2 separate regions of the Homo sapiens genome follow, and region 1 is linked to region 2. The links are chromatin loops, found by intact Hi-C in ENCODE. Cell type or tissue: endothelial cell of umbilical vein. All regions are shown on one strand. Each heading gives the region's core, and the rest is flanking DNA. Links, peaks and the distances in the headings are about the cores only.

What was found. Hi-C counts contacts between places; a loop is a spot of excess contacts. Peaks named below come from ENCODE experiments on the same cell type or tissue, not always from the same donor. Only the 100,000 strongest peaks of a DNase experiment are listed, where the experiment ranks them.
Region 1: a loop joins it to region 2, with 4 times the contacts of the local background. A loop is called at or near these places in 2 of 110 quality-filtered maps.

What each region holds. Positions count from the first base shown.
Region 1 is chr7:54,986,483-55,002,092 of GRCh38, reverse strand. LOC105375284 (a long non-coding RNA gene) reads left to right here. Exons shown (of 4, transcript XR_007060329.1): 2 at 6,681-7,364; 3 at 7,636-7,737; 4 at 8,285-8,434. Among named protein-coding and RNA genes, the nearest start is that of EGFR, 25 kb to the left of the region's middle. In endothelial cell of umbilical vein, for the core only: no CTCF peak of the experiment used is centred there; a DNase peak (open chromatin) is centred at 6,002; H3K27ac peaks cover 345 bases; H3K27me3 peaks cover 198 bases.
Region 2 is chr7:55,056,899-55,072,508 of GRCh38, reverse strand. All of the region lies in intron 1 of EGFR (epidermal growth factor receptor), which reads right to left. Among named protein-coding and RNA genes, the nearest start is that of EGFR, 46 kb to the right of the region's middle. RefSeq lists an enhancer at 5,021-5,597. In endothelial cell of umbilical vein, for the core only: no CTCF peak of the experiment used is centred there; DNase peaks (open chromatin) are centred at 6,768, 6,938 and 7,208; H3K27ac peaks cover 1,835 bases.

The DNA of each region.
Region 1 (15,610 bases), core at 2,917-10,916, 71 kb after region 2:
AGTGATGAGGAAAGAGTCTGATTTGAGTGGGGTTTTAGTTGGAATTTTAATAATCTATTGGAATATTTAGGAATGTTGATATCTTTACAATATATTTTCTGTACCTCCTTATAATATTAAATCTTCATATTGCCTTCCCATTGATGTCTTTTTTTTTTCCATGTCTTTCCTAGGCAGACATCAAGAGAAAAGTTTGCTGTGCCAGGGATCTGAAAGGTGTCTGTGGAAGGAGGATGGCAGGATAGTGCTTCTGCAGATCAGGCGACTGCAATGGGGAGTGAGGGTACTGAAGGGGTGGGCATCAAAGCAGAGTGTCTGAGAGTGCCAGGAAGGAGGAGGAAGGGAACATGGTGGTTGGCAGGCATCACTACCAAGGCTTGCCTTAGAAACGGTGAATGAGACGGACCCTTGAGAAAAGTCACCTGCTTCTGTTTATGTCCACATGTTTTATTAATTTAATTTCATTTACAATTTGAATACTTAATTCACTTGGTTTGAAATTAGTTTTAAAACTGTACAGTGAAAAACCCCATCCCATCTCCAGCCATCACTAGAGATGATCACGCTCATCAGCTCCTTGGGGGTTTTAGTTTGATTTCTGTTGCTTATAACAGCATACCTGAAACTGAGTAACTTATAAAGAAAATGAATTTATTTCTTACATTTATGGAGGCTGGGAGGTACAGGGTTGGGGAACTGCATCTGCTGAGAGCCTTCTTGCTGGTGGGGCCCTCTGCAGAGTCCCCAGGTGGTGCAGGGCATCTCATGTTAAGGGGGCTGAGCGTGCTACATAACATGCTAGCTCAGATTCCTCTTCTTCTTATAAAGCCACAAGCCTCTCTCTCATCATAACACATTGATTCATTAATCTAATATATTAACCTCTTAATACTGCCACATTGGAAATTAAGTTTCAGCATGAGTTTTGGAGAGGACATTCAAACCATAGACGGGTCCTTCCAGAGATAGTCTCTATACATACACTGTTATTTCTGCACTTAAAAAAATATGTAATAGTATATCCTGGAGCTCATTCCATATCAATACTTAAGTGTTACTCATTATTTATTGCCCAGTATTTTTTTTCTTTCTCTCTCTTTCTCTTTCTTTCTTTTTTTCTCTTTCTTTCTTTCTTTCCTTCTTTATTTTTCTTTCTGTCTTTGTTTCCTCTCTTTTTCTTTCTTTGTTTCTTCTCTTTTTCTTTCTCTCTCTTTCTCTGTCTCTCTCACACACACATTCTCTCTCTACCTATCCATCATCTATCTATCTATCTATCTATCTATCTATCTATCTATCTATCTATCTGTCTATGTAGGACACTCTAAATAGATCTGGCTTATTGTATGTAACTATACCTCCATTAAGTTGAAGCTAATTTATTTACCTGGCTTCCTACTGAAGGACACTTAAAGTATTTCCATACAATGCTAACTGAATAACCTGTAATACAATTTCACACATTTGCAAGTAGAATTTGAGTGCTTTGTTTCTAGTTTAAAAATTTTTTATTTATATTCTTTTTAAAAGATCTGCACCTTTAAAATTAAGATAAATTTCTATGCAATAAACTTCAGGCATGAAATGGTTTTATCTTGTTTTTGCATTTCTTTATTGTCTAATGGCATCAAGCTTTGTTCATGTACTAATTAGCCATTTATCTTCAACTTAATCAAGGTATAGTTTACAAGCAAAAGGCTGCATTATTTAGAGTGTCCATTCACTGTGCTGTGACACCATGAGCACTGCTACAATCAAGGCACAGGATGTTTCCATCACCCAGAGAGGTTTCCATGCTACTTTGCAAAACTCTCTGCCTCTGCCGGTGGCCTCCCACAACTAGTGATCTATCTGAGGTCACTACAGAATAGTTTGTATTTTGTATAAGTTCATAAAGAATCTAGATTTCAAAAAGAATCATTCAGTATGAAGCATTTTGTGTTTGGCTTTTGTCACTCAGCTCAATAATTTCCCTCCATGTTTCTGCATTTATTGGTAGTTTGTTTCTTTTTACTGCTGCATAGTACTCCATTGTGTGGCTATACTGCCTTTTGTTTATCCATTCACCACTAGTTAAAAAAGAAGGTGGTGACACATTTCTCTAAATAGTGTTTTATCTCATCAGACTCTAAAACTTTGGCACAGTGATGCTTTTCTTCAGTGTTTCGGGCCTTGACTAGTTTCCCTTTAGGTAAGATCTGGAAGTAGGTTTGGTTGGATAACCGTGGTGTGCCTCAGGAAGGTGTGTGCCCTGCCATCTCTTTGCCGTGCCTAAACCTGCATGAAATGAAACAACAGAAAGTTATTTCCTAGTGGCTATCACTTTGTAGTCAAATATATTTGATTGATGAAGAATACAAGTCACCTAGAATTTATGAGAAGTGTACGTCTCTTGCCTACACCTTATTTAAGATGGAAACCATGGTATTAATTAGTAAATTAAAATTGGATACCGATTTCTCTTCTTGGGTGGGGATGGGGGCACTTTTTCAGACTTCTTGGAAAACCATGGGGAGACTAAATGCTAATGAAATTGCACTGCCTATTTCTCATAAAAAAGCTAATTAAATTACTTTAAATGTTTAGCTGTAGTTGAAATAAAAATCACAGAGATGTCAGAATTTACAATTAAACTAATAGAGATTAGAAAAAGTGCACACATAATACAATGTTAATTACCAATCCAATAGGAGCCTTAATATTTTTGATTTGTTAGGTATATAAATTACAGTAATCTATTTGAGAGGGCTTAAAGTCAATGTGGTATTTAAAAGATATTTAACACCTATCTAATATAAAAATATAAAAGTAAATGGAGCCTAATTCATATATTTTAAAAAGCTATGATGGAAAAAGATAGCAGAGAATGACAAGAGAATAATCTAAACCAAATTATAAATGACAGTGAAGAGTGAAGCAAACGGCCTCAAAATAAATGGACACGAGGCTGGGGGCTCGCATCTGTAATGCCAGCACTTTGGGAGGCCAAGGCAGATGGATTGCCTGAGCTCAGGACTTCAAGACCAGCCTGGGTAACATAGTGAAACCAAAAAATGCAAAAACATTAGCTGGGCGTGGTGGTGGGTGCCTGTGGTCCCAGATACTTGAGACGCTGACATGGAGGATGGATGGTTTGAGTTCAGGATGTGGAGGCTGCAGTGAGCTGAGATTGCACCACTGCACTCCAACTTGGGTGACAGAGTGAGATCCTGTCTCAAATAATAATGATCGTAATAAAAAATGGACAAAAAGTGTGAATGTTTAACTCAAATAGGAGTAAAACAAATAGAGATTAAAAATATTTTTCTTTCTTAGGAAACAGAGAAGAGGAAACTTAAATTATTTTTTAGTAATATATATATAAATATGTAAATATGTTATATATATAATATATGTTTATATAATGCTGGTGAGGTCAAGATGAAACTGGACATATTCCTTGCTGGTAACTTTCTAAATTTTTGAGACCAATATGGAAAAAACTTCAGGATCCACAAAAATGTATCCTTGGGCCCACTGAGTATACTATTAAAGCTATTATTTAGGAATAGTCCAAATACTAAAGCTAATGCTCTGCTAACTTTTCAGTACATGACTTAAATCTCCTTTCATCATGAGTTTGCACATCTGAATCCACTTCAGGATGTGCACTGTGGCAACGAAAATAAATTTTTTTTATCAAAAGTAATTTTAAGCATGTGTTTCAATATTGTAGATTGTATTAGGTTAATTATTGGCATAGAGATAAATTTATCAGAATTATTTGTTCATTTTCCTTACTTTAAACTAAAAGATCAGTTTTTAAAATACTGCAAACCAACTTAATGACCAAAAAAGAGGTAATGGATAGAAAGAAAGATAAATGGAGAGTTGATACAGACAACTTGAATTTGGGGTAAATGAATGAAAGTATTGTTGAAAACACTTTTAACTATGTATTCTGCATTGGTAATAAATTCCACCTAAGGCAATGACAAAAATATTACTAGTAAAGTCTAATATATTTTCTAGTTATGGGTGTTCAACCTGACAGTGTCAAACAAATATAGCATTTTAAAATAAATTCTTTTTATCACATTTCAGGCTTTTAAGTTAGTAAATTTATAAGTAACTGTTTTGGTGTTTCTATGTATGAATTGTTCATATTAGTGTTGAAACATGCATTCAGTCCCAGCTTCACCACAGTTTACCAGCTAAGGTATTATCAAACTTTTTTTTTAATCTTAGCAAATGTGAAAAGATTGCTTAAGCATTCATTTCTATTAGTTTTTGTTTGTTTGATTGTTTTAGATTTCTTAGCTGTTTAAGCAAAGAAAAGAGGGAAACTAAATCCCAGATACTAAACATGAAGAATAAGAAGTTCAGGACTCTTTCACTTACAAGTGACAGAAAAACAAAATATCCAGAATTGGCTTAAGCCAAAAAGAGAGAGAGAGAGAGAATTTACAGGCTCCATTTCTAAAAGCCTAGAGCGAGTGGCAGGTGCAGCTTGTGACAGCCTGTGAGCCAAATCTGGCCTCTGCCTGATGGAGGGCCAGCCAGCTAAGGATGGTTCCTACACCTCTTCAATGGTTGGGGGAAAAAAATCAACAGAAGAACAGTTTTTCAGAGCATGTGAAAATTCAAATGTCACCGTCCATAAACAAAGTTTTATTGGACATAGCTCTGCTCTTTTGTTTACACATTGTGCTGCTTTCATGCTAGGATAACAGAGCTGAGGAGTCGCAACAGAGACCGCATGGCCCACATGGTCTAGAAGATTTACTAGTTGGCCCCTTAGAGAGAAAGTCTGTGGCCCTGCCCTGGAAGCTCAATGGTGCCAGCACTGAGCTACATCCACTGGCATCTTTCTACTTGCCCCCACTGACTTCCTGTGTGTCGGCTCCATTTTCATACTGTGTGGGCAAGAGGGTGGCAGCATCACACATGAGCTTCTGGCCCACTCAGCAGGGGAAAGGGGAAGGAGAAATTCTCTTTCCCACTCAGCGCAAAGAACCGAGATTGAGTCCCATTGGTCTGGCTTGGATGTGGTGTCTGTCTCCATGGCAGAGTGCTCTGATGGTCCAGGAGTGGGTCACTCACCACTCCTGGAGCTGGGAACCCACCTGTCACTCCCCAGTCTCATAGATTGAGCAGGGGTCAAGGCAGAAGTCGATCATGCAGGGACACATAGACCATGTTAAAACTTGAAGTTTTATTCTATATTTAGTGGGATCATGTAATCAGATTTATATTTTAAAAAGATGTCTCTCCTGGCAACATAGAGAATGAACTGGGGGGGCGCAAGAGTGGAGGTGGAGAGGCTAATCAGGGGTGGTTCTGCTGGAAAAAAAACAAAAACAAAAACAAAACAGATAGTTTATTTAACCAGGATGGTGGCTAGAGAGAAAGAGATATGGGCAAAGTCTAGAGAAGCTTAGAAGTTTTAAATGGATAGGTTTACATCTGAGGATTGAGGGAGAGGGAGATAATGAGAATGCATACTGCATTTCTGGCTGGCACAAGTGGGTAGATGGGCTCATTCTCAAGTTGGGACTACTGAAGAAAATGAGGATCAAGATGATGAATTTGTATTGGAAATCCTTACATTTGGGCTTCTCTTGAAATATGCAAGAAGCAATGCCAAGTAGGCAGTAAGAAAATCAAGTCTGAAGCTCAGAGGTGTGGTGTAGGATGGAAAATAAAATTTTAAACAGTCATCAATCTGTCAATAATATTTAAAGTCAGGAGAATGAATGAGTTTATGGGGAGGGGGGATGCAGGGGGAGAGGAGAGAGATGGAGAGAAAGAGAAAGAGGAAGTCTCACATTGATCTTGGAAACCACATTTATGACTGAGGTGGAGGAGGATGAAGTGGCAAGTAAGATTGAGATGAAGCAGACAGATAGGTAAGGAAGACGGGGAAGCCCAAGGTAAACAATGATTCACAAAGGCGGAAGTGCTCAGAATGCCAATGCTGCTGAGAAGCCACGGAAGAGAAAGATAAAGTATTACCCATTGGATTTGATTATGTTGAAGTCATTAGTGACCTTAGTGAGTGCTGTTTTGGGAAAGTTTGGGGGTGGAAGAAAGATTTAAGTGGGCTGAAGACTGACTCAGATCCTGTTTTTATGGGACTCTTGTCTTTTGATTCTATGTTTTTATGATTCCACGTCTGCTCTTTGAACCTGGTCTCTCTGTTTTGACGTTCAGACTTGACTCAGCCCCAATCTACAAGGTTTTGCTCCAATCTTAATTATTCCCTTTGGAACCCAATTATTGGTTCTGGCCCACTGAGCATCCCTGACAACACATGAGCTAGCCTTTAAGTGAGAGTAATTGAAGCTTACCCATCCAAGTCATGGCATGTGAAGCTCAGGCTTCAGCTCAGCTTACCACTAATTGCATAAAACTGGAAAGTTACTCAACCTCAGTTTCTTCCTCAGTGAAGTGAGACCTAATCACTCCTGTTTTACTATATCATTGTGAAAATTAAAGCTCTTGGTACATGATGGTTGCTCAATCAATGTTGGTTACCTCCTTCCACCTTTCCTGTCCCTCTGATAAATGAATGTCCTTGTATCTATCTTTCTGTGGAGCATTTGTAGATTGAAATGAGTATTTCTAAAGTGATGTATTGTAATCAAGGAATGTAAATGCTTCTCAGTGACATTTCTTTATTCATCCAACATTTATTTATCAAGCACCTTCCATGTGACAAGCACAGAGCTCGGATGGGCAGCCAACCATGAACAAGAAGGACACGGCCACGTGCCACATGCACGGGAGGTAGGCAAGTGTGGAACACAGGAGAGTCATGAAGAACATGACTGTGAACTGTGATAGGCACTGGGAAGGAAACAGCAGGGGCTGAGAAACAGAATGAGGGCCTCAGGATGCTTCAAGCGAAGCCATGGAGGAAGGTTTTTCTGAAAATTTGATGTATAAGCTGCTATCTAAAGGGCATGATGGAACCAAGGGCAGTCGTCCTTCTTGGCATTCATTGATAGATGGAGCTATCTGTGGAGACCCCCGAGAAGCTACGGAGGTGCAGGTGTATTCGCCTCTACATTGATTCTACATCTGGGTGGCTATGCATTCACTAACTTATAATGTTTTTCTTTCCTTTTCATCATCTGCCAGGTGAGCAAGTCAATCATCACCTTTTAAACACTTGAGATTTCTAATCTATTTGTGGCTGAGAAATCTAACAATTGTGCTGGTTAGAATTACATAAGGATGACATTGGCTTTGGATGAGGTCTCTCCTGTGAGTGTCGTAAACCAAACTTCAGAGCCTGAGCTGTGTACTAGTGCACTCATTAAACTTCTCAGAGACCAGTTTTGTTCCTGAGATCTTGGTTAAGTTCTGGACAAGTGAGGTTCTAGGTAAGTGGCCTCTGGGCAAGTGAGGTGTTGCTGTGCAATCCTAAGCAATTATGACACAGGTTACCTTTGTAAATTAGGTGGCCAAAATCTGTAGGGCCCTAGGGTGTACGGGATTCACTGTAGGCCTGGGAGAGCCCTGGGCAAATGGACTGACGAGCTCTCTATCTGATGTGGTTTTCTGTCCCTCCACTGATGACTGCCCCTTCTCCCATGCGATAAGGTGTTCCTCCCTCGTCACCCAAATGAGGATCTCTATCTTTGCATTCTCCAGGACAGACACCCCAGCTTAGGAGCATTGTGTTTGATGTAAAAGGAAATGGGGTGGAAAAATATGCAAGTGTCTCATCTCTCCTGTCAAGTGCATGGCTACTTGGTAAGCACTGATTTAGAAACTTGGAGATCTTTTCCATGTATTTGACCTTCAGCTTGACTGGGCACACAGGAGAAGGAACAGAAGAAGAGTGTTTTTATAGCAACTTATCTTCCAGGGATGTCACTGTTTCAACTGAAATTAACTTTCCCCTCCCACAAGAGAGTTTGATGGTGGGTAAAAGGGAAGCAAATTCTAAAATGATTTTGTCTTTAAAGAGAATCAAGAGTGATTGTGGTTCCGAGGTCAGGAGGTCGAGACCATCCTGGCTTACACGGTGAAACCCCGTCTCTACTAAAAATACAAAAAATTAGCTGGGCGTGGTGGCAGGTGCCTGTAGTCCCAGCTACTTGGGAGGCTGAGGCAGGAGAATGGCTTGAACCTGGGAGGCAGAGCTTGCAGGGAGCTGAGATAGCGCCACTGCACTCCAGCCTGGGCGACAGAGCGAGACTCCATCTCAAAAAAAAAAAAAAAAAAAAAAGGAGTGATTGTGTTTCTTGCCTCTTTGTTATAGTATCTCTAACACAGGAGTCCTTTTTTATCATTGTAGATTACATCCTCTACCCCAAGAATGCCACCCTGCTTCAGATCACTCCACTCCAGGGCCTACTGGAGAGACAGAAGAATGTGGGAGAAATGCGAGCTTGAGATGATTTTGCTCTTGTTATTAAAATGCTCTTCTCATTGTGTGGTAAAATTACAGAAAATGTCTTTCTCTTCAGAAAACAAAGACTTCAGCCCCAAAGAGGGCCCAAGAGAGTTTTAGGACAAATTTGCATCTCTCTGGCAGGAACTATGTATGAATTCAAGACAGAAAAGGAATATTTACATAATGTATACTATATTTCTGTTATAGCTTTCCAGAGAGCTCCCTAGCAAGAACTGGGAAGAGGTATGAGGGGCAAGAAAGCTCCAAGCAGCCTCCCCTACTGAAAGCTAATTGTAGTGGCACTGATTGAAAGGTGGTGGAAGTTGTAGAAAGCCCTAGAGAGCAATCAACAGGCTTAGGGCAGGCTGACCCCAAGACCTTGGGTCACTGTGTGGCTTTGAGCAAATTGCGTAATCTATTTTGGCCCTAATTCTCTCTTTTTAAAAATGAGATTGCACACCAGCAACTGTTGTTGCTCTTTCAGCTTGGAAGTGCTGTCTTTGTGGGTAAATAAGGCATTTTTAAGGCTAGTCTAAATTTACAAGTGAACCTGTGGAGGCCCTGGAAATACACTTACATATTTCACATAGGACTACTGTAGTCACTACAATGAGAAAGAATTTCACTTCCTGCATTGGATCGGGTGGATTAGAGTTGGTGCATATAAAGCAGCTATGACATGAAAATATTCCACAGATGGTAGTCATTGTTATTTTTTTTTTTATTTTTTTTTTTAGATAGAGTTTTGCTCTTGTCGTCCAGGCTGTAGTGCAATGGCGCAATCTCAGCTCACTGCAACCTTCACCTCCTGGATTCAAGCAATTCTCCTGCCTCAGCCTCCCAAGTAGCTGGGATTACAGGCGCCCACCATCATGCCCAGCTAATTTTTATACTTTTAGTAGAAACAGGATTTCACCGCATTGGCCAGACTGGTCTCGAACTCCTGACCTTAGGTGATCTGCCTGCCTCGGCCTCCCAAAGTGCTGGGATTACAGGCATGAGCCACCACGCCCAACCTTGTTATTGCTATTGTGACATTTATAATTAAGATGACATTTTGTATAAAGTCATCACATAAATTGTACATGGAGTTAATGACAACTTTGAAAACAAGACCCCTTTACAGAGAGGGAAAACGCTGAAAAGAAATGTACTCTTAAAAACATGGTTGTATTTGTACAATGGCACTAAGAAGTGATTGTTTTCTTTTTTCTACTTCTCTGCATTTTTATGTTTTTGTTTAAAGAGTATTTACTGCTTTACGATCAATAAACACTAGTTTATTTTGAAATACTTTGTATTTAAGCACAAGGTGAATTTCTTCCTAGGTCCAACAGTCATAGTAGCAAAATTATTACAGCACCCTGGACATTTTAGTGAATTTTAAGAAAAGCTTCACATCTATTTCTAAAAATTTGCATTAGATATTTAATTTCTACACCAAAAACTTGCTTTCAGTAAAAAAAAAAAAAAAAAAAGAAAGAAAGAAAGGAAGAAAAAAAAACGGAGGCACAAGCAGCACTGTTTAATAGCCTTCGCAGAAATATTTTAATCTAGGTGACTTGTTTGAATTTCATACGCCACAGGTGCAACAGAGGAAGAAAACACGAAAATTTAGGAAATGTTAGCTTTTACAAAAGAAATACCCCATTACCTGGAAAACTCAGCAATTGAAATGGTTTGCTGGACTTTCAGCATCAGGCACATATTAGTTCCTTTCTCACGATGAGAAATTGGAAGAACTCAGTTCTTTCCAGCAATAAAAGAATTATTAAACCCTCATTTTGGTTTGAAATTCGTCTCTTTTTTTTGTGTTTGTATTGGTTTTTACTGAACACTTCTCTCACTAGATTTCACATGACCTCCGTTCTTGTTATCCTGTTTCTAGCTCCAACCCCCTTCCCTGCCCCTTGCCTTTTATCAAAATGTGAAGATTGGGTCCGTTCAAGTTTCCAGTCGCTGGCTGAAAGGCTCACTGAGATCTTCTTGCTCCCTGGCTTTCTGTTGGGAAAATGGCTTTCTCTCTCTTTTCAGGAGAATGTATTGAAAACAATCTCTGCCCTGCCCACTGGGATAGCGGAGAGGATGCCGTGTGGGAGGGAGAGGGTCGTGGTTTTCTGGCAGAGACGGAAGTCCCGGATGGCCTGTGTTTGATGCCTCCCGATGGGTGGACGCTGTCCTGATGTGAGCTGGCGGCAGGAAGCCTGCCATCACCTTCCACCCAGCGGCCCTTGGAGTTGCAGCCCTTCCCGAACCAGCATCACTAGTGCGTCTGCCATTGGTGGTTCCCTTGGCTCCTAGCAGCGGCCATTGCCTAATGTGTCTCAGCTTTCCGAGACTCTCATGAGAAAGCCAGCAGCTGCCATTATTTGGAACTTGGTCGTGCTCTCTGCATTTCTTCACGCACTCTTACCTCTTATGTTACTTTTTACACCAATACAATGATGCTTGGAGAGCTCGATGCGATTCTCAAGGGCAACCTTCAGCTCAATCCATGAAGGTCCCTATGGTGATCTCTTGCTACCATGTCCCTTTGAAGACTGTAATTTGTTTATTCATTTTTCACTCACTCATTCACTAACAATTGTTCGTTGAACATCAGTTATGGGCCAGGCACTCTGCTAAGTGGCAAGGATGCCCAAAGGAATGTAAACATTGACTGGACCTCTGAGGAGCAGACTAGTATAGAAGATCCAAATTGAAACAAAACAAGGCAAAACTGTGAACCTGATTCGATAACAGCAGAATGTGTTTGGACAAACCATAGGGTACAGAGGACACAAAGATGAACTCTGCTGCCCAGATCCTCTCAGAATGGAGGAAGCACATTTTCAACCATGTTAGAATGGAGTTGGAGAGAGAGCAAGATCACACAAGGCAAAGAGGTATGAAGCGGCCTACGGGCTGCTCACTACTGTTAGAATGTGAGTTTCTAAGAACAAGGAATTTGCTGGGGATAAGGCTGGAGAGGAAGACAAGGGTCATGTTGAGTTGGGCATTATATAGCCCTGGCTAAGGGCTTTCTCTATGTTCTTTGGGTACTGCCACTGCAAGAAGGAAATAGAAATATTTACTCTAACTCCAAAAAGTAACTCTAAAAGATATTTTGCTGGCAATGCAAACGGTAGCAGGCAGAAGGAGATGCTTGAGTATTTAATGCCTGGGGTTATTGCAAAGGCTTTGCAGCTTTGGAAGTCCTGGGAAAAATGCCTTGGGTAGGGCACATTCTCTCAGAAGAGTAGGGACTGAGGACTCGCAGAGCCTGTGAGACCCAGGGAGATGGAGGAGTGAGGGGATAGCCGGAAGTAACAACACAGGTGCCAGGTCACAGAGATGTGGGCATCCAGGTGACACAGGCTTGTTCTTGAGCGTGCATTGGGCCTGGATCCTTTGTGAATTTCTTAGGCAGGGCTGAGTAGGGGTGTGTACGCTGAGAGCCCACGCAAGATAAGAGGCTGTTAGAATTTGATTTTAAATTCTATCTGCCAGTTGTGAAACATCTGGGGATGGCTGTGTTTTTGTTCTGAGGCTTAGACATAATGTAAGTGAATCATTTGTCATACAGTAGAGTCTTAGTCCCCTCATATGCGATTTCATTTCCTACTGACAAAGAAAGTAAAACTCAGAGACACAGAGTAATTTCCTCAACATCACAGAACAGCACAATTACTTCTTGTCTAAGAAGAGAACCTCAGCATCTTGGCTTAATTTCCAATTCTCCACCCCTCAATGGCAAGTTGTTATTGAATTTCTACTGAGAGACAGTAGTTGCTTGTCATGATGAAATTCAAATATTATTCCTTAATGAACAAACATGGCAACTTTCTATCATAATATTTGTGCAAAAATGTGGCTTTTACAACCAGTCACTACGGGGTGAGACAGGTCTCGGTTTTCTTCCCCACCCTGTTCTACTCATTTTCAGAACCATAAAAAAACAGAAGCACATAAGTTCCAAAACCCATAAAAATACATTTACATATACAATCAGGAGATACAACATGAGGTTTTAATAAACGTTACTCAGCTATGTGACATGTATTCTGAGTTAAATACTCTACAAATGTCATCACATCTGGTTTTCAAAAATGACATCTCTTTTATGTAGTATGTGGACAATTTTGCAATTATATGTTGCTTGTGGATTATTAACTTGTGAAAGTGGTTCAAACCATATTTTCATTGTTATAAAAAATGGCACTAACTACCCACATGTGTGATGTGTTATTGCAGACACTTGAGAAGAACTGTGAAACTAAAGCTGGCATTGCCAGTGCTACAGTTCATAAGCAATGGCTGTACCTAGCCAACATTCCAATATGCAATTCAGTGAAAAAAGGGAAATCAATGGAATTAGCAACATTAATGGCATCACAATATATTGATGTATTCTTCTCACTCTCCTCCTGCAGAACTCACACTCCACCCTGGGTATTCACTGCGCAAGCACGAGCTCCCTAGAGGCTGGTGGATTATTTAAATCTCTCTGTTTTATTTGAACTAAAACACAGAGACAAGTGTGTAGTCAGGTGTTGATGGCTGTGTTGCAAAGGGAAGGTCCATGAATTACTGATGTGGAAGCCCTTGGGGCAACAACAACAACAAAAAAAACCAAGGACTGTTTCATGTTTGGTGGTGGTGGTGGTGGTATTTCCCAGATTCTATAATTTATTCAGCAAAGAACTCTGCAAAGAACTCTCACCACCCCATTCTTCTTTCACATGATTGAGATAGTTATTGTCATTTGCAATCTACAGAGCCTTCCTGAACACAAATTGTGATAGTATAAAATACACAAGGTATGTCTATAGAGATACGAGATCAATTCCACTGGCATATTTCTGTCTAGATTGTGAAGAACTAGTTTCCTAAAACTACTCTACTGCTTACTCGGTAGCTGAGGGACCATGTTTCAGGAGAGCTAGGACTGTGGGTGAGATTGGACTGATGAATGTCCACCTCCATGATTTTATGATAGCCAATTACCTTATTACACAATTAGGCCTTGTAAATAGATGGGGACATGCTCAGTCAACTGTACAAATATTAGACATAGATTTGGTGAAAGATTTAGATTATGTATCCCTGTGAGTACAAGAGCTTTTGGTGTGGTGTCAAGTCCTGAGGAAAAATATGTGAATTGTATATTCAGAGATTAAGAAGATAAAGGGACAAATTAATACCTGCTATTTAATGATTAGAAAAATTGCCAACTAATTATGAAAATTAATAATCTGTAAGCTCATTTATTGTATGTATAAGTGAAAACAGTAGGTTACTAGCATACTGCAGTGTTTGGCCTTAATAGCATCTTTATAAAGATAAAAATAAATGATAGTTGAAATAATAGAAATGAATTTTTGAAAAGTGTCTTATTCAAGTAAAGCTCTGCTTATGAAAACTGTTCTTTATTACAAACAAAAGCCCACTTTTTGGCCTTGAAATCCAAGCTTTTCTACTTACAGTTTTTACCTTTTATAAAGTTGTGTCAATAAATCATCAAAACTAGCCAAAATGGATTTCATAGCAGAAAGTCTGACTTGAAACCATTTTTACTATGGTGTGATTTTCCAGCCAGAACTTGTAAAATTACCAAGAGTGACTGTTTTAAAAAACAGTATTGTAAATGCTTCATCAGCCCTGGGCAGCCTTCTTTAACTCCTGACTCCAGGCAGCTTGAGCTTCTTCCTTCTCTGTGTGTTTGTGAAGACTTTGACCTGCCTTGTAAATCTTTGTTTACATGCTTGTCATCATTCTGGACAATGATCTCCTCAAGGTCAGAGGGTGCTTTTTTATTGGTGGTTTGTTTGTTTCCTGGTTGTTGTTTATTTAGGGTTAAACATAACACATATCCACGATAAAAATCAGATGTTTAAAAATATAATAAAGAAAGTTTAAAAATTTAGATCAAATCCCATTAACAAGAAGTAATCATTCTTGGCATTACGTGCAAAATTTTCTAAGTCTAGTGTCTGTGTGTAGTTGCAGATATCAAGAAAGAAAAAATGGGCAGAAATAATTGTAGAACAATAAAATCAAATTACATGTGTTATTTTGAAATAAATTATATTACATTTAATTTTACTTGAACTTAAAAGAAACTAAAGTGAAATTAGAACAACTGAAATTTATTTTTATCTTGATTCTAAATTATCTCTTTAAATTTAAGCAAAGGTTATAAAAACCTTTAAAAGACCATTATTTTGATTAACTAAGCATTTTAGCATTAGGCTTTAGTTATTTATTATCCTATAACTCCCCATTTTTCTTATTTATATTGTTATTTAATTTTAAAATTTTTATTTTGAGATAATTATAGATTCACATCTACAAAGAAATATATGAAATAGTACAGAGATTCTGTTTAGCCTCCATCCAGTTTCCTTCAAAGATAGCATCTTGCATATATACATTATATAGTACAAAATCACAACCAGGAAATCAACTTTGATGCAATCCACTGACCTTATTCAGATTTCATGAGCCTTATATGTACTTATATGTGTATGTGTTTAATTCCATGCAATTTTATCACATGTGTAGATTTGTGTGACCACCACAAACCAAGACGCAGAATAATTCTATCACCAGGATTCTTCAAGCCTTGGCACCAAGAATGTGTTCTCCATCCCTGTAATTCTGTCATTTCAAGAATATCACATACATGGATTCACATATTAGGTAACTAACCTTTTGATACCGGCTTTTTTCACTCCACATAATCCCCCGAGATCCATCCATGTTGTTGCATGTATCAATATTTCATTCCTTTTTATTGCCGAATACTATTCTGTGGCATGAATGTGTCACTGTTTGTTTAACCAGTCACCTGGTGAAGGATATTTAGGTTGTTTCCAGTTTTAAGGTATCACCAGTAGGCATCTATGTACACTCATGTGCAGGTTTTTGAGTGATTTTCAGGGACCCCCCCCGAATAGACACATGTGAGTACAGTTTCTGGGTTGTATGATATGTGCAGGTTTAGTCTTTAGAAACCGCCCCACTCCAGGATCAGTGGACTATTTTACATTCCCACCCGCAATGTGTGAGCCATCCCATTTCTTTGTGTCCTTACAAATGTTTGGTATTATATTAAGTGCTCATGGTAATCACAGTTACATCCTTTTCTATAATCACTATTCACCACAATTATTTCTTTCCATAGTTATATACTTAAATGTATTGAATACTCAGTACCATAAATGCTGTGTTTGGATTAGTGTAGGG
Region 2 (15,610 bases), core at 2,398-10,397:
ATGCACCAGCAAACCTCATCCAGCCCGCAGCCCTCTGAGGAAAGCACTGCTGACAGCTCCATGGTGCCCACCAGAAAATGCAGGTGCAGCTGCTTCAGGAGCTTACTCAAGTCCCACAGCTGGTAAGTGGGACAGCTGGGATTTGCACCACATTCCTCTGACTCTGATGAACGTGCTTTTGTCCGTGATATAATGCCACAAATAGAGCTCTAAAATCCACCTTGAGTAGGCAGTATACTCCAAAGTTGTGCAGAGTACAGACTAGTAATAGGTACAATTGCTAGTAATAGCTACAACGCTTAAACTGATGTTGCATACATTTAAAATTAAGTTTGCATTTGAACTTGATAAAACGTGTGCATTTAACTTACTTCCCTGCAGGTCACATACGAAATGAGAGCTGGATTCCAAGGCCTAACCAGGGAGTTTCTAGTATTACTGTGGCACACAGTGGACGCTGCACTGACCACAGTGTGTGCGAAAGTATTTCAGGTCTCTCTACTCCATTTTCTCTGCAGTACTCTCTGACCCAATCCAAGAGAAAAATGTGCTGCAATATTGGCTGTCTTCTGTTGGTGTTGCTAAGTTACTGAATATTTTGCCTTGCCTTGCCCAGAAACTGTGTTAATTGTCTTTAAAGAGATAAGCTACATTCTGGAACATCTTTGTATATGCCCTAAATGTACTGAGTATTTTTGTAAAATAAATTTTGTTCTATTCTTTCTCTCTCAAATATAATTTGGAGAGAACCATGTGATTCTGTACTAATTTGAAACATAAATCTCTAACATATTATTAGTATATAAGCAGAAAAATATCTTTTTTTAGAGTCCTTGGGAGCTGTGCGTGTGCCTACGCAGGCACACCCATGCATCCTGGTAAGACTGCCTAGAAAGGAAGAGACCCATGCTCTGAAAGGGATGATGACATTGAACAGAGAACATGATGGATCACAATTCTGCCAGTGAAGGCAGGGCAGGTGGAGAGGTGGGTGCTGGTCTGGTCCCTGTGTTTAACACAGCCAGGCCATCTGTTTTAGTCCTCTTTTCAAAAAACACATTTTTGAGAGAACTTAATTTATTTCTTGAAGGTTCCGAATAATGAAAAAAGAATAGGCAAAATACAATTTTATATAACAGAAGGCAAATTGAAACACATATTCAAAATGCTTGCTTCTTTTCTTTTGCCCCTAAAGTCTTCACGTGAAAATATACAAAGGCAATTTTGGAAATCAGCATATGTGTTCCTATCTTCTATGAGTTCTCTACCTCACGCAATTAATGGAATGGGAATGGGGGCAGAAGCCTTCCAGCTCTTGAACAGTAACACCAACCCTCCAAATTCCTTTCTACTTCTTCCTAACAGTGGTGGAAACTTGCTCAGTGTCAGGGCTGGGCTTTAGGGAGGTCCTGAGACACCGGAGCCACAGAAGGGCCAACGTTCCACCTCTGGGGCTGTCTCCACGTTGTTCCTCCTGCTAGCGGCGTTTGGCACAGGCCTTACCTGCTCTGAGCCACTGAAACAGCCGGTGGGATGTGTATACCCATGTTGCCATGGAATAAAGCAAAACTTTACAAAGCTTGGATTAAATAAGATTCTCCTAGGATCTGCCGGCTTTATTAATTTCTTTTTCTTTGCTCCACTTCCTTTCCTTTTTCAAGACTGGTATAGGGGAAGGAGACAAATTTAACAGCTCAGCAATGGTTCTGTCTACGGATAGAAATAGCAAGAAACGAGGAAATCCAAGCTCTAGGATGTGTGATTTCTTCTTGCACATGTTTGCAAATTTGCTTCTACAATCAGCCCTGGCTGCGAATTAAGACATAAACTGGGGGACTCAGGGCCGTTTGCAAATAATCGCCTGCGCACATCCCAGTCGTCTAATCTGTGACAGGCAACTGTTGGACTGGAGGATGGCAAAGTCCTCTTCCAACTCCAGGTCTTGTCAATGTTTCACAGGCTGCTGCTGCTATTATGTACGCATGTTTGTATGTATCTATGCATTTATTTGTATCCCCGAACTAAACAAAAATTAGATAAATAGTCCAACACATTGGTTCTTTTCCCACCGTAGTTGGGGCAATTTGTCCGAAGATGAATGACCTCACTATATTTTAGGCAGTGGAGGTTTGCTGAGGCATGAAAGTTAGTGATTTTTTGTGAATATTTAACAGAGAAGAAGTAAGCTGATGATACCAGGGGACTCAGAACTTATCCTGTCTAACCAGGAAGAAAGAGAAGTATTGTGCCCTGAAAAGCAAGGAAAAAACCCAGAGCTTTCATTGCTCGGAAAAGATAGATAGCATATTCCCTCTGAGTTTTCTTAGATGCAGCCTGGGATAGGGGAGAAAATGTAACATTCAGAGAAAGGTGGGATACAGCATATAGCATTGTTCTCCTTTTTAAATTAATTAAAGCTTTTTTTCCTAAGTATGTTTGTATTCATGTACTTTTCAAGTGTGATGTTCAAAAAACAATGCAACTTTTTACTAAATTTAAAGATACTTCAGGTAATTTCTCAGTTTTGTACATGATGTATTCCTGAAGGCTTTTCTGAAAGTAGACTCTCTGAAAATTAAGCAACAAGGTTGTGTGTATGTGTGTGTAAGTGTGTATGAGAAAGACAGAGAGACAGAGAATGATGATTAGTGGGTTATCACACTTCTATGACCACTGGAGACAGCAGTTAGGTAACTATGGGGGTTCCTTGTAAGGATTCTGTCTTTAACACTAGAGTCTATGCAGGCATCTTCCTGAGTTCACTGCATCTACCAGCCCTGCTGTGGGTGGTCTGCTATTTAAATGCCTGCTGACACTGTCAAAGGGACCTGAAGTTGGGAGAATGGAGAGGAGTGTGTCTTTGCTCATCACAGCTTCACGACCTAGGAGGTCACCAATCCTGGAGAGGAGGACAAAAGCCAAGCTGGAGTCTGGTCTTGGGGGTAAAGTACGTGCTGGGTTCTGTGGCTCCCAGGACTGAGCAAGAACCAGGTCTGATGTGCTTGGTCACCAGGGCCTGTGAGGCCCCATGGTGGGGAGCTGGGATGCAGTAGAACAAGGGGTCTTTTTAAGCATGACCTTGTGCCCACTGTCTTTCTGTCTGAGGCTGTTTATTATTAGCTCAGCAGATACTTGCTGCACATATCCCGTGTGCAGCAATCACCACACGAGCTAAAAAGTATCCCTTGCTGGAGGATCATCAACGACTCATTTTGCAGCTGAGGACAGGCTGTTTGGCACTCAAGGGCCACCTCGATAAAATTCCTTTTTACATGAACAGCAGTTTCAGGAGAATGAATTGTCTTAATTATCTGAATTTTAGAAAAAAATTAACCATAGAGCATTTGCTAGGTTTATTTGCATTTAGTGAATTTCACTTAAAAATACTACAATAATGCTTCATACTCATCTCTGTAATCAGTCTGGTACTCAAAGCCTCAAACTGCTTTGTAAGAAGACTTGAGTATCATGACTTTTCTCTGAAGAAATGGTTGCAAAAAGAAGTGAACACTGTTCCCAAAGTGTCCCTGCAATTCAATAGTAAAGCAAGACCTCCTACTCCAAATACATGACCAGATGCCTTTTCCCTGTGCCCTCCAACTGCTCTGCCCACCACTCACCCCTGTCCCTGACCCTTCTTTCTACACATTCCTAAAGTTGGTGTGGATGAGGGCTTTTCCTGTGAAAAGTCATAGGAGTTTGATAACCTACTAACCATGCATTCTCTCTCTCTCTCTCTTCTCTAAGGTTATTCCAAGTGTGTTCTTAGATGTGGACAGACTATTGCCTCCCGGTCACTGGAGCGTTCTCAATACTTCAGCCATCTGTGCATGATGGGTACAGTAGGAATTGAATTGTGCCAGTTGGTAACGGCTTCAGTAAGGGCTGCAGAGAAGATACAGAACAGAAACGACCAGGAGCAGATCCTCACGGAGCCCCCCGGCTAGTGATGAGGATCACTGTGCCCTGGACACGCAGACACAAGCAATCTTCGCATTGACCTTGTTCTGGGGCTCACTCTAAGCTATCTCTGAAGAAAACCATTGCCTAATCTGGAGCTGCTACTACCAGAAATAACCATAGTCAAGGAAAACTCTACGTCCAAGTAAACTCAAGATATCAGGAAATAAGATTAAAAAGGAGTGTGGGGCTGCCACTGACATTTTAAAATCTCCTCTTTGTATTCTCTATTTTCAGAAAACAATTTCAACATCAAGCATGAAGTTTATGATGAATATAGGAAATAGAAGGATGGTGAGGATTGAGGATTTTGTCTGTGGGAAATTATTATTGTTCTGATATTTTAAAACAGAAGAGCCAAACCAAAACAACTGTTCTTTTGACTAAAAAGGTGATGAGAGATTTTTAGTGTCCCCACCACACATGCACACACACACACAGGCACACACATACACACCTGTGCACACACACACACGTATGCACACGCGTACATACATGTACACACATACACATATACACATACACACAGGCACACCTGTGCCCACAGACACACATATACACACATGCACACACACGTACACACGTACACACATACCCATATACATGCATACACACGTGCGCAGACACACATACACAGGAACACACACGTACACACATGTACACACACGTATACACAGAGACACACAGACACACACAGGCGCACACGTGCACACATACACACACATACACGCACATCCGCGCACACACAATGGCAACTATGGGTGGGTTGGATGTGTTAATTTCTTTGATTGTGGTAATGAGTATACAATGTACGTGCATATGAAATCATGTTCTACACCTTGAATATACACAATTTTTATTTGTCAATTAAATATTTTAAAATTTAAAAATATTTCCCCTCAGGAAAAAATTAATAAACAAAAGTAGCAGATTGGTTCCTTAGCAATGTGAATATACTTAACACTACTGAACCGTACACTTAAAAATGGTTACAGTAGTAAATCTTACGTGTATTTTACCATAATTCAAAACTTAAATGTTTTTAAAGTGAAAAAGAGGCAGCAATGGGGTTCTCACTTTAAGCTTCTCACCTCATTTACCAGTAGGTAACTTGTTGGGGCTTTCCCAGTCATTCTGCGTTGTCTATGCAGGCAACTATTTGCTTGAATGTCCGTTTTCCAACAGATGCCTTCCAACACGTGGAACACTCTGGAGTCATTTCCCCATGGGCTCCGGCTCTCCCTTCACACTGTGCTTCTGAATAGTCTTGAAAGCATTGCAGGAGACGACAGCACTTTCCTGCAGACACAACCACCTTGAGGGTTTCTTCTGACCTTTGCTCCTGAAATCCTTTGCTGACCTTTCTGACTTTTGCTCCTGCAGCTGTGCTCACGCAGGTGCAGCCCAATGGTTTTCTGAAACTGCGCCCTACCTCCCTCACCCTGACAGCAGTGCTGCAGGAGAGATGTCACTGTCCCACCAGGCAGGTGAGGAGCCGAGGATGCAGGACTGGCCTAGGTCACCTGGCCAGCCACTGCATGGTGGGGCTGAGGCATAAACCAATGGCAAGGACGCCTGCCTCCCAAGTGACCAGCTCAGCATCCAGTTCTGTAATTCCATGTCTCTGTGGATGCATGGTTTACTTTTACGTTTTGGAATATCTATATGAAATCATGGGTTTTTATGTAGCTGTATCATTGTCAAGCTTGAGAAATGCACACATCAAAGACTTTGTTCCCGTCTATCTCAGAGGAGGAGAAGCTAGGCAGCTGACCTCAGGGAGCAGCCAGAGGCTTGACCTGAGGAGCCTCTTGCTTACTTGTGAATCCACAGCACCCCTGGTGACAAAAGAGAACCTGCGTGAACCCCACCCCACCCCAGCACGGTGGAAGGAATTCAGCTGACTTTCACAATAGCAACCAAAGCTTTTGAACTGCCCTTTTTGTAACCAAGCAAACCAAACTCGACAGTGAAAAGAGATGCCTCTGTGATGTGCGAAAGATAATTCGTTACAGTGAGTTAGAAACTGATTTGCTTACAGAAATTTTGGTTTTATATTTGATTTACTTGTGTGCCGCAGGCTGACGGTAGCCCTGGCCGGAGGAATTCGAGGCTACAACCCAAGCTCCCTTGCCCTGTCGCCTCTGCTTGCACCAGCTCCCGGGGAACATTTCACACCAAATATTTCTTTGTATTTAAAAAAGGACTGTAAATGTCTGAAAATAATAGCTGGCACGACAGTGCCTCATTAGTTATCAAATGCCACACTATTATGACCACGGTATTAATTTTTTAGTTTTCACTTACTGGATTTTTTAAAAATGTAGGCTGTAGTTTTCAGAAATGTCAACTGCCAGAACACCCCCTGCTGACAGGGAAAGAGGCTTTGCAAACATGGGAGGAAAGGACGCAAGAGGGGAGTGCGGCTGTCCTGTGCAGGGGACTCTGTCACACACCACGAACGCCTCAGTCAGACACCTCCTCTGCATGGTACTTTCATCACGTAGTCACTGCGAGGAAAAACTGTGCTAGAAACAACATGCAGCTTTTTGGAAAAGTTTATCTTTGTCAGGATACATAATAGGGCCAGGCTTCAGGAGGCCTTCTCCAGGGTTCTAAAGGAAGGCAAGAGCGAAAGGAATGCAGCCGTAGAGAATAGTTTTGGAATGACAGAGGCCATATGACTCAGCTTCACTTGGCAAAAAAAAAAAAAAAAAAGCCACTTAGTCACTTACTATGTTGTCCCCTTCCCCTTGCCTTCAGCTCTGCCATGCATGTCAAAAGCATGTTAGTGAAGAGGGAAAGTAAAATGGCCACTTTTCTCTGGGGAAACACAGCCATGTCCCTAATTCCCCCAACACCTTCTGGGGACGCTTGAACTCATCGCTGGTTGAATTCACAGCCATAGCTAACATGTTTACAACATGATTCACTGTGTCATGATCTCAAGCCATTTCTTATTCCTTCTGCAACCAGAACCTTTTAATAAATACTCTTGAAAATGGGAAACTGGCTGTCAGTTTTTAGTGACTTTCCAGCTCTTGCTTTATATTTTTAATCTTAAAATAAAACTGATCTTTTTAAAGACACAAATGTGTTAGTAGCCACCCAGATACTTCTAGTGAGTAAATTACTCTTCTGGAATAACAAATTAGAGGCTTTTGAAAGTGCATTAACCCTTTAGACTCACCCTGCGCAGCTCACTTGTGCAGGGAGTTTCCACACAGCGCATGAGTCACCAGCAAAGCTTACTCCTCGTCCACCCCTCTCCTCCCTAGGGAGTAATTTCCTTAGAACATCTCAGTGTTTATGCATTAAAGGCCCAGAATGCAGCAGGAATCTCCAGTAACACTAAGAAATTCCAGAGTTGCACATCTGAGGAAGTGGGGAGGAATCTTCATCTGGCTCTCCCAGTATTAAGCGAGCAATCATCAAAAGTGTCACTTTTCAGATAACTTGAGTTGACTTCTGGAAGCTTCGAGAATGCTTTTTGAGATGCTTTTCAATACATGCCTCTAAAAAATTCACTATAGTGTGCCTTCTGATTTTATTATATTTGGTTTGTGGTATGGTGAGTGGCAGACCTCTTCCAGGAGGACGCAGTGTTGTCACCTTGACCAGGAAATGCAGGGACATGCCCATCTCTTGGGCTATTGGTATATGTGGCAGGTTATTTGCTAAAACAGAAATGATGGAGCCAGTAGGTTTGTGTCTACTTACCATTCTTTTATTCCCTGATTTTCCTTTGTTTTAGACTTTGAAATGGCAATTTCTAAAATTCAGAAGGCTAAGATCAATGAGAAAATCCATCCTTGTATTGTTAAGAAGCCTTTATCTTGTTATATAATGGTTTCACTATCTTTTCTTGGGGCTGTCATAATCCTTTGTGGAAATACAAGAGCTTCTGGTTTCTAATTAGGTTTAAACCGTATCTAAATTAAGAGTAAATGCGCACTGACTGAGAGTTTGAAGAACCAAAGAGAAAAAAGAAGTGCATAAATGTCAGTGGAATCACTTTACAATCTCTGTTTGGTTTGCATGAATGGGTGTTTGTGTGTGTATTTCAAAAGTGGGGAAAATGGACTCTGAAACAGTAAAGGATCCTTTCTGGATGTCTGGATACTAACATATTCTCCTTAACAAGGCAACACAAGCTGCTCTGAGAACAACAGCCAATTCTGGATAAGTGAAATTGCAATGAGTACTCCATTAAATTATTTTCCATGTGTGAATGGTGAAGCTTGCATAATTGGCTTCTAGTGGGGAAGAACACGACACAATTATTATGAATTAAAATTACATCTATTTGACAGTCAAACATGACCTGTGGATACTACATACAACCTATTTTTAAGCATTAATCTATAACTTTGCATATAAACTGCAGGTATTTTTTAATTAAAATTCTAGTATCAAGATCATAGTTTAAGGAAATGTATTATTTTGTATATCAAAAATAGAGGTTCTCTTAGGTTTACAAGTTTTCTTTTAGTCCATGGAAGACTTAACGTGCTTAAAAAAAATCTATTATGTTCAGGCTAATAAATCTACAAGACTTTATATAATTTTTTTAATTAGATTTTTACCACCTGAGGGTTTTGTGTGGAGATGAGAAGCCAAGAAGAGACATACACAGTATCAAGTGAGTAATCCTAAGAATGACTGTACTCATTTCACTGGAATTTTTCTTTTCAGAAGTGAGCAGCTGGCATTTGCCCTCCAGGACGGTCCTCAAGCTGTGGAGCGCACTGATGGTCTTCCTTTCATTTCTGCCTCCTTTCTGAACAGCATACCTTCATCTGCCACTCCATCCTTTTGCTCCACTCCTCTCGAGGTGCAGACCTAGTGTTGACACCAGTATTTACGTCCATGCCCATGACGTCCTTTGTGTTAGTCTGGCTGATGCTGTGTGTTGTCTGTTGGATTCAAGATGGCCCCATCTCAGAAAACTGAGAAAAACTGCGTGTGCTGATGGTAAAATGCTTTGCGAGAACCTCATGGGAAGAGAACTTTTTCCATGAGTGCAAGTTTAGTATTCATTTAAAATACTATTTTTTGTTCATTATATTTCCTCCCATACACCTGGTCTTTTAATCTTAAACACACACACTAACCCCTCCATAATTCTATCTCTGTCCAGAGAATTCCACATCGTTTCAATCACATCAGCACATGTGGTTCGATCTAAATTATGGACCAAAGTAAAATAAGAGCCTGAACCTAAATGACTTCACCAGGGAAGAGGATTCAAACGAGATCAAGGAGGAAATGCGGGGGAGAGAAAACTTGGCCAAAAGGCAGAAAAAGATGTGAGAGGAGGTGAAGGGAGCCAGTTTAATGAGGTCGGTCGTTCTTGCTTCCGGGCACATATTTCTTCATTTCTCTTATTTTCTGAAACTTGACCCCCATGTGTTCTTTCCATTTGACCCTCAGTGAAGAGAATGGAGATGCAACATGAGGTCCTGGAGCAGGCAGACTTTGGAAGCTGACAACCCTGAGCTTGCCTTTGGGGTCTGTGAGTTTGTGGAGAAAGACTCTCCATCTCTGATCCTCTGGTGTTTCCTCTCCTGTAAAAAGGGAACCGTGGTGCCTCTCTCGAAAGCCAATTTCAAGCACTGAAATAAACCAATGGGCTTAGAGCACAGTGCCTGGCATGAGACGGGCATCCACCACATGGTAAGATTCATCTCGTATGAGCAGCAAGGGCTGCACAAACTTTGTATTAAAAGCACATTTTCAAGTTCAGAGCACAGCAGCACATTTTAAGTAGCTTTTCAAAGATGCCACAAGTCCGTTTCTGATATTTTCAAAGAACTGGGGAGGGGAAAAAAGGAAACTGAGAATTCAGAACAGCCCCCAGGACCACCTTCACATAAAATAGCGATGGGAACGTGCAGTAATATGGGACTCTTTGGTTGCTTATCAGTTATGATCCAAATGGCACAAATATAATGGAAGCAAGCACCATGGAGTTATATTCAGAAACCCATGCACATTTTTCCATGCAGATGAGCAGCAATGAAAGAGAAAACATGCTCACAGAAGCACTAAGGTATAAATGATCAGTAGTTAATTATTTTGCAAGCTATTTCTAGGGCTGTGATCTTAATTAAAGGGTTAAGAAAGGGGTACATGGGGGTCGGGAGTCCTCCATGTCTCTACTGTTTAACCTTTTCAGTGCTCACGTGTTACTCTAATTTTAATCTCTATGCCTCCAAAGCCAACACTCCTGCCTCCAACACAGTGGCCTATGACGCAAGAGAGTGTGCCGAAATCCCTGCCATGTCATTGAAGACTAATTTTAATTCAGAAATGAAGTTTCCTTCTCTAGAAAGTCTTGAGAGCTGCTGGTGCTGAGATTGAGACCCACTTCCAGAACAGTTCCACCCTCCTTCCCCATCTTTCTAGCCTTGGACATCTCTTGTTTCTAAAGATAGACTTCTTACTCTTCACTTATCTCCTGGGGATCGAGTTCCTCTCCTGGTTAATTGGAGTTTTGGTTTGTGCTCCAGGGTCCCAAATTTCCCTGAAACTGACAGTAGAGTTCCATGGCCTTGAGCAGTTAAATGGCCCTCCCCACTCTGGCCTCCAGCGATGAGCGAACCTCAAGCGCTTGGTCCTTTGATGAACAGTCAGCCTAAGCTGCTCACCTCCAACAATGCTGCCCACTTAGCAGCTGAGCCTTTGCCGTGCTGAAACAGGCTTGCTTCTGGGTGCTGCAAAAATTAGGCCATCAAGTTATAAATTGCCTGGTAGGTTAAGTAGATTAAGTCAGAGTCAGTCTACCTTTCCCATCTTTTAGCTAAGTTCCATTTGTCTCGGTTCCAAAAATTCACATATGGAAAATGAAGTTTCACAGAGATATATGTTTACAGTCTCTCTCTCTCTCTCTCTCTCTCACACACACACACACACACACACACACACACACACACATCCCTGGAGACCGTCATCCGTGGGAGGGAAGACTTTGCCTTTCACACAGCAAATGTGGCTTATAAAATGCTCGTTTAATCAGAGCAAAGAAATGCATGCAGGGCAAGAGGTGTGAGACGAGGAGAGCTGAATGAAAGCATATTCTCTGTCCCCTTTCCCTCTGTGGCTTAAAATTCACATTGACATGGGAGAATTGTACTGATACAGACACAAACTGGGATTATGTATATGGGGGCTAATTGGAAGCAGCTGACAACAGTGGGAAGAAAAGCTACCCACATTTGGACAATTGCTTTCCTTCTCGTGGGTGGGCCAGTTTGTGAAGGCCTGGAGCCTTCCCGGGGCTGGGACCTGAAAGCTGAATTGCAACACATATCTTACATAAAAGGCAGAATCCTTATCCACACAAGAGACCTACACGTCTATTACTAAGTGGCCAATTACATAAAAGGAATGAAATCCATTGAATTCCCCTTAAGTAGTTCCCACTGGGGCATGTGATTTGCCAATACAAATATTGCTGGTACAGATACAGTCATGAAGAGCAGGCGCATGGGCTGTGTTTGCACCTCATTTAAGCAGATGAGGAGCATCTCCCAACATGCGGTTCACCTTCTGTGGCGTCACTTTCAGACTGGCAGGTAGCAGAACATAAAGTGTAGTCAACTTGGCCATGTCCAAGTAACAATTAAAAATAATAATTTGTTGAGCTCCCACTCAGTGTTAACCAGAGCACGTCCATGATTTTTGACGCTCACATGGTTACACAGTTGGAAACAGGCAGAGTTGGCATTGAGCCCTTGTCTCTTCAGGCCACACGGTATCCAGAGCCCCAAAACCTACTCATACCCTTTCACAGGGAACTGCATCGTTATACTGGGAGCAAGGCCAAATAGCCATCTACATGCTGGGTCTATCCAAAGCCAGTTTCCTGCCCAGAACCATCTATGGCTCCCAAAACACAAGATGAAAAGTCATTTCCTGAAGGGGAGGTAAAATAATGAGAAACTCACTTTGGCCATACTGAAGAAGGATACTGATTATATCTTGGGTTCATGAAATAGTCTAGATTCTACAAGCAAAGATGGAAGGAAAAGATGCTAGGAAAAAATCAACTTAAGATGTTTGTTGTTTGTTTTGCCTCATTATACTTTCTTAGAATGTGAGACTTTGAGAAAATCAGCATTATACTGTGAAATTCAAAAATTTACCACAAGAATCCAGCGATTTCACTTCTTGAACTAGATACTAAGGAAATAATCCAGAAGGGAAACGTAATTATGTATAAAACTACTGAGGCACTACTAAAAACAAAAATGTCAGGAAACCACACAAATTCACCCAGTAAGAACAGCTGAACAAACTAGAATATATTAATGAAATATAACCATATAATCTCACATGACAATTTGGCAGTTAAATGCATATAAAACTGTACACTTGGGAAAGGTCAGAAAATGCAGAGTGACAGAAATAAATTAGAGTTAAATTGTTCTTTTAGGGGCAGAGGGTGTCCCTGTGAGCCTTTCTCAGAATCGTCTGTAGGTTTTCCCCACGTGGCATAACACACATCAGCTCTGTGCCCGCTGGTGGCTGCCAGCAGAGGCCCAGTCCACACTGAGAGGACCTCTCTGCCTTCAGTTCTTCCGAGGTCCTGGAAGTTGGCACTGGGTCTCTGTGTCTCCAGCCCTACTTCCACCCAGCCCTTATCTGGGTCAGAACATGTCCAGTATCTGCTCAGCACATCTCGGTGAGAATGACTGCTTTCTTATAAGGACGATGTAACGCATAAGAAATCCTGCAAGACTGATTGATTTTTCCTGCATTCATGCAAGTATTTATTCATTGAGTATTTACAGAAGTCTACTATAGACTATTATTTTATCTTATTAAAATATGGTGTACATACAATAAGGCAGAATAAGAATAAATCCATTCAGTCAAAAGTTAAATGGTTGCCACAGTTTGGGGAGGGTGGGAAGGAGGAGTGAGCAGGTGGGGAAGGAGGGGACTTGTAGGGCCAGGAGACGACTCTGCGTGATATAGTAATGGTGAATGCATGTCATTATAGATTTGTCCAGACCTGAAGAACGTACACCACCAAGAATGACCCCTAACGCAACCTGTGGGCTTTAGTGAATAATGTATCAATATTGGCTCATTAATTGTAACAAATGTGCCATGCTAATGACAGACGTTAATAATAGGGGAAACCTGCAGGGACCATGAGAAAGAAACAGGGGCCGTGCTGGAACTCCCTGAAACTGCCACTCAATTTTTCTGTAAGCCTAAAACAGCTCAAAAAAGGAAGTTTATTAAGTAATAAAAGAGAAAGTTCTTTCACTCTTTATTTCAACTCTAGCTAGCATTGAGGATGAATACCAGCTGGTGCCAAGGAGATAACAGAGATCTAAGATCTGCTTCCTGGTGTGTTTTTACTTGGAAATCTGAGTTGCACATTCTGTGGCTGGAAGTCTTGTTGCACAGAATTTTAGAGGTGACATTTAATCTTTTGTTCAGTTTAGTCTTTTGTGCTGGTGCTCACAGGAGGCCCACATTCACCCACAAGTGTGAAACCCCAACACCAGGTCCAACAGAAAAAGGATTACAATTCAGATTTTTCCCCATTTATTTCAGCCTTACCATCTCTGAGAAACTTATTATTTATTTTTTTGCTAGAGCCATCCAGACACATATTTTTAGATCATTAAATGAACATTTACCAAGTTAAATTCTTAATTGAGAATTTTATTGCATAGCATCTTTTTAAAAATTTTTTTAAGTTCAGGGGTACATGTGCAGGTATGTTAAACAGGTAAACTTGTGTCATAGTAGTTTGTTGTACAGATTATTTTGTCACCCTGGTACTAAGCCTAGTACCCCAATAGTTATTTTTTCTGCTTCTCTCCCTTCAACCCTCTACCCTCAAGTAGGCCCCAGTGTATCCTTGTGTTCTCATCATTTACCTCCCACTTATAAGTGATAACATGCGGTATTTTGTTTTCTTTTCTTATTCGTTTGCTAAGGATAATGACCTGCAGTTCCATCCATGTCCCCGCAAAGGACATGATCTTGTTCTTTTTTATGGCTGCATAGTATTTCGTGGTATATATGTACCACATTTTCTTTATGCAGTCTATCACCGATGGGCATTTAGGTTGATTCCACGTCTTTGCTATTGTGAATAGTGTATATGCAAGTGGTTCTTTTTTTTTTTTTGAGACAGAGTCTCGCTCTGTCACCTAGGCTAAAGTGCAGTGGCTTCATCTCTGTTCACTGCAAACTCCGCCTCCCGCGTTCAAGCAATTTTCCTGCCTCAGCCTTCCGAGTAGCTGGGATTACAGGTGCCTGCCACCGCGCCTGGCTAATTTTTGTATTTTTAGTAGAGATGAGGTTTCACCATCTTGGCCAGGCTGGTCTTGAACTCCTGACCTCGTGATCCACCCGCCTCGGCCTCCCAAAATGCTGGGATTACAGGCGTGAGCCACTGTGCCCAGCCATGTGTTTTTATAATAGAATGATTTCTATTCCTTTGGGTATATATCCAGTAATGAGATTGGTGGGTCAAATAGTATTTGAATAACATCTTAATTGAGATATGATTTTAAATATACTACATTAAAGCAGCTCTTGTTTCGGCTAATAACAAAAACTAACACTTCCTTTTGAAAGTAACTTTGATCAACCATTTAAAAAGAGCACGTTGCTTTTGTGAGATGAACTTAGTGCTTCAGTGTCACAGATCTCACAGTCTAGTATTTCCCTGAAAACAGAGGCTATCTTCAGGCCTGAGAGGCCTCTGCCTCCGCTAACCTCACTTAAATGTGAGAACAATACCGCAGAGATAATGAGCTGTCAGAATGTAGAGGACAGACCATGGGAACTTCAAAATTCCCCTCTCAATCCCATTTTATGTTAGAAAATCAAGTACCGAGAATGTTAAGTTAAATTATGTGACCAAAACAAGGAAAGAGGCTGGTAAAACTGCATTTTGCACAAAAGTGTTGATTCAACATGAAGTCAAATAATATGTTCTAATGAAACCACACCTCTCACACACATATCCTTTCTCTCAAACCTCGGTGTTACTCTGGCCAAAAGTCTTAGGTTTCTTGAAGTGTTTGTGGAAGAGTAGATGGAGTTTTATTTAACATTATCAAGAAATCCAAGCTGCAGACCCACACATAAATAAAGTGACTTCTTTGAAGGGCTGGGTTTTGTTCACTTATGAGATGCTTAATTAAGAGGTGCTCAGTGTCAGGGAAGTCCACGTTTCTGGTGATTGCGGGTATGGATTGGAAAGGAGATTACTCACAACTGCCCGTCCCAACTTTGCTTAAGCAATTCCAGGGTGAGGCATTCGCAACTTTATAAAGAGCAAATTCCATTTTAGGATTGCTCTAGCTTTTAAAAAATTCTTCTTAAAGTTGATCCAAAATTGGCCTCCCTGTAAGCTTCTGACCGTTTGTCTGAGTTCCGTACTCTGGAGCCAGGAGGGTCAATCTACTTCCCTCCCTCCATGATAGCACCTTCAGTACCAGAGGATGGCAGTCGCACCACCTATAAGTCTGTCTTCCTTGCTGCGCATCCTTGTGCCTTCAACCACTCTGCGGGGATTCTGACTCTCTGCTCTGTTGGCTGCACTCCACCTTACAAGCTGCAGCTCCCTGTGGGCCCCTGAAATGTGCCCTGGGTTACATACTGCACTGCACAC